2 separate regions of the Homo sapiens genome follow, and region 2 is linked to region 1. Evidence: read pairs that join two places in POLR2A ChIA-PET (ENCODE). Cell type or tissue: IMR-90. All regions are shown on one strand. Each heading gives the region's core, and the rest is flanking DNA. Links, peaks and the distances in the headings are about the cores only.

Region 1 (4,390 bases), core at 211-4,210:
CCAGGCTGGAGTGCAATGGCGTGATCTTGACTCACTGCAACCTCCACCTCCCCGGTTCAAGCGATTCTCCTGCTTCAGCCTCCCAAGTAGCTGGGATGACAGGCACCTGCCACCACTCCCAGCTAATTTTTGTATTTTTAATAGAGATGGGGTTTCACCATGTTGGCCAGGCTGGTCTCCAACTCCTGACCTCAGGTGATCCGCCCGCCTCAGCTTCCCAAAGTGCTGGGATTACAGGCGTGAGCCACCAGGCCGGGCCTTCTTTTTTTTTTTTTTTTTTTTTTGAGATGGAATCTCCCTCTGTTGCCCAGGCTGGAGTGCAATGGCGTGATCTCGGCTCACTACAACCTCCACCTCCCAGCTTCAACCTCTTCTCCTGCCTTAGCCTCCCAAGTAGCTGCGATTACAGGCATGTACCACCATGCCTGGCAAATTTTTGTATTTTTAGTAGAGATGGGGTTTCACCATGTTGGTCAGGCTTGTCTTGAACTCCCGACCTCAGGTGATCCGCCTGCCTCAGCCTCCCAAAGTGCTGGGATTACAGGCGTCAGCCACCATGCCCGGCCTAGGGTGCATTTCTTTGGCATCTCTCACAAATGTGGGTCTCGTTCATCCCAGCTCTTGGGTCACAGAGGAGCTCCTGAAGCCTCCTTCCACTCATTTGTCATAGGCACCAACCTCAGAGACGCTCATGTTTTTCACGGGACCCGGCTCTAACTCTGCCTCTATCCAGATGCACAGGGGGCCAGATGCATTCCGGAGTGACCCCTGTTTCCTGGTCTTGACCTTCTTGGCCTCCTAAACAGCAAATTACAGGTATAGGTCTGGTGGTCTCTAAGGCACCATCTCATGCCTGTGTGGATGCTGAGGGTCCAGTTCACAGACCTTTCTGCAGAGCTGGAAGGCCGTAGCTACCATTCCTGAAGATGAGGGCCTGGCCTCCATCTTTAGACCTGTGGGCTCCATCCCTTTTTCTCTTTTCTCTTCCCTTCTCTTTTTTCTCTTCTTTTCCTTCTTTTCTTTTCTTTCTCTTTTCTTTTCTTCTTTTTTTTTTTTGAGACAAGGTCTGACTCTATTGCCCAGGCTGTAGTGCGCAGTGGCGCAATCTCAGCTCACTGCAACCTCTCACTCCTGGGCTCAAGCGATCCTCCCACCTCAGCCTCCCAAGTAGCTGGGACTACAGGTACATGCCACCATGCCAGGCTAATTTTTGTTATTTATTATTATTATTATTTTTTGACACGGAGTCTTGCTCTGTTGCCCAGGCTGGAGTGCAATGGTGCGATCTTGGCTCACTGCAACCTCTGCCTCCTGGGTTCAAGCGATTCTCCTGCCTCAGCCTCCCAAGTAGCTGGGACTACAGGCATGAGCCACCATGCCCAGCTAATTTTTTTGTATTTTTAATAGAGACAGGGTTTCACCATGTTGGCCAGGCTGGTCTCAAACTCCTGACAATTGTGATCTGCCCACCTCAGCCTCCCAGAGTGCTGGGATTACAGGCATGAGCCACCGCACCTGGCCTAATTTTTGTGTTTTTTGTAGAGACAGGGTTTTACCATGTTGCCCAGGCTGGTCTTGAACTAGTGAGCTCAAACAATCCTCCCACCTCGGCCTCCCAAAGTGCTGGGATTATAGGCGTGAGCCACAGCATCTGGCCTCCATCTTTTTTTCTCAACACTTTGGTGCAAGGAACTTGAAATAAAGAGGTGGCATGACATGACGAGTGCCTCAAACCTGTGTAGTGGGTACATTTTTTTCCCTCCTTCTCCATATGTATGTGTATTTGATGAATTAAAATAAATAATTTGAACCTGCAGGGCATGGGTATAATATCTGCAGATGGACTCACAAAACAGAAGGTGATATGTCCACAATACAAAATGCTCTCAGGTAAGCTTGAGAGGTTCAAGGCCATCTGGTCCCCAAAGCACCACAAAGGCCACCAAAAGGGCCCCAAGGTTGACAATGTTCACACTGATCTCAGAACTGCATATATAGCTGAGTGGTTCTCCATGACTCCTGGCCCACGGAAGGGGCCAAAATGGTGTGAGCATAAGCGGTTTCTGGCACATTACTCTGGGGCCATGAGGTTCGGGGTAAAGTGAGCCGCAGCTTTTACATGTTAGTTTCAGTGGGAATGTCTGAAAGAAGAGCCTTCAGGAAAGGGGTTTTCATAGTCAAGTGCTCCTGGTGGTAGAGTGGGCAATGGGGTTGTTTGCAGAGAGTCACTTTTTTTTTTTTTTGAGACAGGATCTCACTCTGTTCCCCAGCAGGAGTGCAGTGGCACAATCATAGCTCACAGCAGCCTTGAACTGCCGGGCTCAAGTCATCCTCCTCCCTCAGCCTCCCCAGTAACTGGGACTACAAGTGGGCGCCACCATGCCCAGCTAATTTTTGAAATTTTTTGTAGAGCTGGAGTCTCACTTTGTTGCCCAGGTTGGTCTTCAACTCCTAGCCTCAAGTGATCCTCTCACCTCAGCCTCCCAAAGTGCTGGAATTACAAGTGTGAGTCACCGCACTCCCCTGGGAGCAAATTTTAGCTTTCCTGGTCTCCCTTGTGCAGGATGTGAAAGCTGTGAGATAGGCTGTAAGCCCCAGGAAGGGTAGCTGCATTCCAGAGTCTGCAGGATTTGGGAACAGGCGTGGACATGGCTGGCCAGACACACGTGGGCAGGTGTGTCAGAGTCTGCCCCATGGGGAAAGGGCCAATTTAACATCTCATTTGTGACTGGTTGCGGTGGCTCACGCCTGTAATCTCACCACTTTGAGAGACCGGGCTGGCAGACCACTTGAGCTCAGGAGTTCAAGACTAGCCTTGGCAACATGGCGAAATCCTGTCTCTACAAAAAATACAAAAACTAGCCTGGCGTGGTGGTGCATGCCCATAGTCCCAGCTACTTTGGAGGCCGAGGTGAGAGGATGGCTTGAGCTCAGGAGGTGGAGGTTGCAGTGAGCCAAGATCATGCTACTGTACTCCAGTCTGGGTGACAGAGCCAGACCCTGTCTCAAACCAACCAACCAACCCATCTGGTGTTTACCAAGTGCATCCAGGTATGGTCACTGATGGATTCTATGGCAAGGTCCAGTGGCCCCTGGGGCCTGTAGCAAGAGCTAGGAGGACCTCTGAATAACAGATGGGCTTATCTGAGACTGTAGGAGCTACAACTGGCACACTCAAAAGCCAGCCGCTGGCCAGCACTTTGGGAGGCTGAGGTGGGAGGATCACTCTTGAGCCCAGGAGTTCAAAACCAGCCTAGGCAACATGGTAAGGGGCCGTCTCCACCAAACAAACAAACGACAAAACTTGCCACCATCATTCCTAGCTCCTTTTCCAGCCTACAAAAGCAAGAGGACACTAGCACCCAGGCACACTTCCTCCAAGCCAGCTGTCCTCTTCCCTCTTACAACTCTCCTCCTGTGGCTCGGGTCCTACAGCCCAGCCCCTCATCTCAGGAACACTCTTGCCCTACTCTCCGTTACTCAACCTTCTGAAGAATCATTGCTCCACCTTCTTCCCTTTCACCTAAAAGCTACTGGACAAGTCCCTTAGTAGAAAGGAGATGTCTACAGGCCAGCACGATGGCTCACGCCTGTAATCCCTGCACTTTGGGAAGCTGAGCAGGGCAGATCACCTGAGGTCAGGAGTTCGAGACCAGCCTTGCCAACATGATGAAACCCCGTCTCTACTAAAAATACAAAAATTAGCTGGGCGTGGTGGCGGGTGCCTGTAATCCCAGACACCCAGGGGCTGAGGCAGGAGAATCGCTTGAACCTGGTAGGAGGAGGTTGCAATGGGCCGAGATTGCACCACTGCACTCCAGCCTGGGTGACAGAGTGAGATTCCATCTCAAAAATTGATAAACAAATAAAATAAAGAAAGATGTCTATAGTTGTCAACCTGCAGTGAATCCTCAGTACTACTGGGAAATTCTACCATGTTTCTTTTGTCCACTCACCTTTGTGCTTCCAGACCTTTCCCACTCCCCTCACTCTTTGCTGCAGTCTAAGGTAAACCTACCACCAAGCATTTTATTTATGGATTTATGTATTTTGAGACAGAGTCTCGCTCTGTCACCCAGGCTGGAGTGCAGTGGTGCAATCATGGCTCACTGCAACTTTGAACTCCCTGGGCTCAAGTGATCCTCTCACTCCAGCTTCCTAAGTAGCTGGGACTACAGGTGTATGCCAATGTGCCTAGTTAATTTTTGTATTTTTTGTAGAGACAGGGTTTCACTATGTTGCCCAGGCTGATCTCAAACTCCTAGGCTCAAGCAATGAGCCCACCTTGGCCTTCCAAAGTGTTGGGATTACTACTGTGAGCCACCAGGCCCGATCCCACCAAGCATTTTAGATCCCCTCCTTCAAGCCTTTTCAGAACCTTCACAAGAAG
Region 2 (4,390 bases), core at 91-4,090, 93 kb before region 1:
AGGCCAGGCATAGTGGTTCACATCTGTAATCCCAGCATTTTGGGAGGCCAAGGCAGGAGGATTGCTTGAGGCCAGGTGTTCAAGACCAGTCTGGGCAACAGAGTGAGATCTTGTCTCTACAAAAAATTTAAAAATTAGTGTGGCGTGGTGGTGAGATGGGATTTGTTCCCTTGACCTTCACCCCCTTCATGGGCGAGAACTGGAGTGGCTCATTTCGCTCAGCCTGCCGCTGGCCACTCCTTGCAAGAGGGAGCGTGTGAGCAAGCGAGTGTGGGAACCAGAGGGAACAAACGCTAGAACCAAGTTCTGGCGGGAGCAGGCTCTGTATGGGCCTCACAGCAGCATCCAAGCCCCTGCCCTTTTCGCACCCAGGTTCTTGTCCGGCATCCAGGAAGGATCAGGTTGCATGAACGGATTGAAGGGTAGCATATGTGGGGTATCTTACTGGGTGATGGAAGTGGCTCTCAGAGGGATGGGAATTGGAAAGGGGATGGTGCGGGAAGAAGGTGATCTTCCCCTGAAGCCACACCATCTGAAGTTAGCTGTGTCTTGCAGAGATCCAGCCACTGCACTCCAGCCTGGGCAACAGAGCGAGTCTCCGTCTCAAAAAAAATAAAATAAAATAAATAATTTCAACAGAATTATTAAAGATGTTAAATAGCCAGGTGCAGCGATTCATGCCAGTAATCCCAGCACTTTGGAAGGCTGAGACAGCAGGATTATTTGAGGTCAGGAGTTCAAGACCAACACAGAAAGACCCTGTCTCTAACAACAACAAAAAAAAATTTAGCCAGGCTCATGTTGGTGTGTACTTGTAGCCCCAGCTACTCTGAAGGCTGAGGCAGGAGGATCACTTGAGATCAGAATTTGAGGCCACAGTGAGTTATGACTGCACTACTGTACTCCAGCTCAGGTGATAGACAGCAAGACCCTGTCATTAAATTAAAAAAAAAAAAAAAAAGATGTAAAGTAGAGGGTGGACCCAAAGGACAAATACTGTAGGACCAATACCACTTATATGAGGTTCCCAGAGGGGTCAGATTCACAGCCACAGTAGGCAAGATGGTGGTTTCCAGGGGCTGGGGGAAAGGGGAATGAAGAGTTATTGTTTAAATTGGTACTGAATTTTATTTGTGTGTTTGTGGCTTTGTTTTTTGTTTTTGCTTTGTTTTTGTTTTGTTTTGTTTTGTTTTGAGATAGAGTCTTTGTCACCCAGGCTGGAGTGCGGTGGCATCATCTTGGCTCACTGCAACCTCTGCCTCCCAGATTCAAGTGATTCTTGTGCCTTGGCTGCCCCAGTAGCTGGGATTACAGGTGTGCACCATCGTGCCAGGCTAATTTTTGTATTTTTAGTAGAGACAGCATTTCACCATGTTGCCCAGACTGATCTCGAACTCCTGAGCTCAAGCGATCCACCCGCCTCAGCCTCCCAAAGTGCTGGCCGTGCCTGACTGGGGATAGAATTTTAGTTTGGGGAGATAGAAAAGTTCTGGAGACAGATGGTAGTCATGGTTGCACAATAATGTGAATGTATTTAATGCCACTGAACTGTACACAGAGAAGTGGTTAAAATGGTGATGTTTATGTTATGTGTATTTTATCATACGCACACAAAAATAAAGGGTAGCAGTAATGGACGAAGTGAAGCAGAGGCTGACGGGGACTGGAATGGCCATGGAGGGGAGGTGGAGAGGGGAATAGCAGCCAAGCAGGGAGCAACCCATACTTTGGGACCACCAAGTGGCTCATGCCCCATAAATTCCCAGTAGAGCAAAGGGTAGAAGTAAGACATGGAGTGGAATCTTCCTACACCCTGACCCTCACCCATCTCACACAGCAGCCATGTAGTAGCTTGACATGCACCCGCCCCAGAAAAGTTGCAGGGGTTCTTCTGTTAAAAAAAAAAAAAGAGGCTGGGTGCGGTGGCTCACACCTGTAATCCCAGCACTTTGGGAGGCCGAGGTGGGCAGATCACTTGAGGTCAGGAGTTTGAGACCAGCCTGGCCAACATGGTGAAACCCCGTCTCTACTAAAAATACAAAAATTAGCCAGGCGTGGTGGTGCACACCTGTAATCCCAGCTACTCAGGAGGCTGAGGCAGGAGAACTGCTTGAACCAGGGAGGTGGATGTTGCAGTGAGCCATAATCGCACCACTACACTGCAGCCTGGGCAACACAGCAACACTCTGTCTGAAAAAAAAAAAAAGCAAATGTCTTAAAACACCCACAATCTGTCATTGGAGGTTCACCAATGTCTAGAGAATGGCTTCCTTCCTGATCACCCTAAGTGAAGTCCTCCAGTGAATGAGTCCACTAAAAATACAGAGGCCCTCAACAAATGATTTATGACATCGTTCTCACATACATTCCAATATGGTGACTTTGATGAAAGTCTCCAACATGCAAGACTCACACTAAGATATGCAAGCAAAAAGCAGGACGAGGAGGCAGGGACATCTTCATGCTATGTAACTGTCAGCACAGCCAAACCCACGCATAGTCAGAACCAGTAGCACATGTGCATAACGGGCCCACCCTACCATGCACACAGCCTGGACAGCAGGCCTGCGTGGAGCAAACAAAGATAACTCAGGAATAGAAAAGAACTTTAAAATATCTCTATGTACTTGGCCTGTGAGCTAAATCTGCATTTATCATAGCTGGAAATCAATAGACAATCTCCAAAATGGATGAATCAAGAACTGGTGATAATGGGATACTACTCAGCCATTAAAAAAAAAGAAATTGTGTCACTTCACATGCAACCCCAGCACTTTGGGAGGCCAAGATGGGAGGATTGCTTGAGGCCAGGAGTTTGAGACCAGCCTGGACAGGAGAGGGAGACCTCTGTCTCTAAAAAAAGAAAAAGACATCATGTCTTTTGCAGCAACATGGATGGAACTGGAGGCCATTATCTTAAATGAAACAGCTCAGAAACAGAAAGAAAAATGCTGCATGTTCTCACTTGCAAGTGGGAGCCAAATAATGTGTACACATGGACATAAGTGTGGACTGATAGACACTGGAGACTAGGAAAGGTGGGAGGCTGGGAGGAGAGTGGATGATGAGAAATGAACAGGTACAGGTTGGGGGCAGTGGCTCATGCCTATAATCCCAGCACTTTGAGAGGCCTAGTTGGGTGGCTCTCTTGAGCCCAGGAGTTCAAGACTAGCCTGGGCAACAGGGCAAAACCCTGTTTCCACAAAAAATACAAAAATTAGCTGGGTATGGTGGTGCATGCCTGTAGTCCCAGCTACTTAGGAGGCTGAGGTGGGAGGATTCCTTGAGTCCAGGAATTCCAGGCTACAGTGAGCAGAGATCATGCCACTGCACTCTAGCCTGGGCCACAGAGTGACAGCCTGTCTCAAAAAAAATAATAAAAACAAAAAATAACAGGCAAAATGTACTTTATTCAGATGATGGGTACACTAAAAGCCCTGACTTCACCATTATTCAATAGATCCATGTAACAACACTGCACTTGTACCCCTAAAATTAACACAAATTTAAAATAGGACCAGGTGCAGTGGTTCAGGCCTGTAATCCCAGCACTATAGGAGACAGAAGTGGGTGGATCACTTAAGGTCAGGAGTTCAAGACCAGCCTAAGCAACATGGTGAAAGCCTATCTCTACTAAAAATACAAAAATTAGCCAGGCAAGGTGGTGCATGCCTGTAATCCCAGCTACTCGGGAGGCTGAGGCACAAGAATTACTTGAACCCAGGAGGTAGAGGTTGCAGTGAGCCTAGATGGGTGACAGCGAGATCCATCTCAAAAAAATAAAATAAAATAACTAGTGATGTAACCCTATTATTTCCATGCAACAATAACCACCAGGAGAAACAGCTGAAGGAACTAAATATGGTTGCCTCCATAGGACCACGGCTGGGGAGAGAGAGGCCGGAATGATCTCCATGCATCATAAACCCTCCTGCATAATTTGATTGTTTAACCTTATGCATGTATTAGTGATACTTTGATTTTTAAAAAAATTGTTCCAAAGAAAATGACTAGAAGGTTTTTTCTCCTACAGCACTGTTTCATTCTGGAATCTTCCAATTAAGCTTTTGGCTAAACACATAAATATGATAATGATGATTATTCAGGAATCAGAAGGTTTGTAAAAACATTGTACCATTAGAGTAATCAAGCTCTGCTCTAACACATCTTGGCTTTTTGGGATAATTAGACCACACTGGAGGCCCAGATGGGGTGAATGAGAAAGCCATGGGTATCTGCCACAGAGTAACAAGAAAACCGTACACAAACCTACTCAGCTGGTAGTTTGAAATCTGCATGTTAACTTAGTACACAAGGAGAAAGGAATAAAAATACTTGGATTTAGGGCAAAACATTTCACTTTAAAAACTAAGCATAGAACATGAGTGCA

Evidence for each region. ChIA-PET counts read pairs that join two places held together with the same protein. Peaks named below come from ENCODE experiments on the same cell type or tissue, not always from the same donor. Only the 100,000 strongest peaks of a DNase experiment are listed, where the experiment ranks them.
Region 2: POLR2A ChIA-PET joins it to region 1 with 5 read pairs; 3 of 35 experiments call an interaction of 5 or more read pairs at or near these places.

The regions. Positions count from the first base shown.
Region 1 is chr19:34,246,682-34,251,071 of GRCh38, forward strand. No RefSeq gene overlaps it. Among named protein-coding and RNA genes, the nearest start is that of GARRE1, 5.7 kb to the right of the region's middle. In IMR-90, for the core only: no CTCF peak of the experiment used is centred there; no DNase peak of the experiment used is centred there.
Region 2 is chr19:34,153,470-34,157,859 of GRCh38, forward strand. No RefSeq gene overlaps it. Among named protein-coding and RNA genes, the nearest start is that of LSM14A, 17 kb to the right of the region's middle. In IMR-90, for the core only: no CTCF peak of the experiment used is centred there; a DNase peak (open chromatin) is centred at 2,372.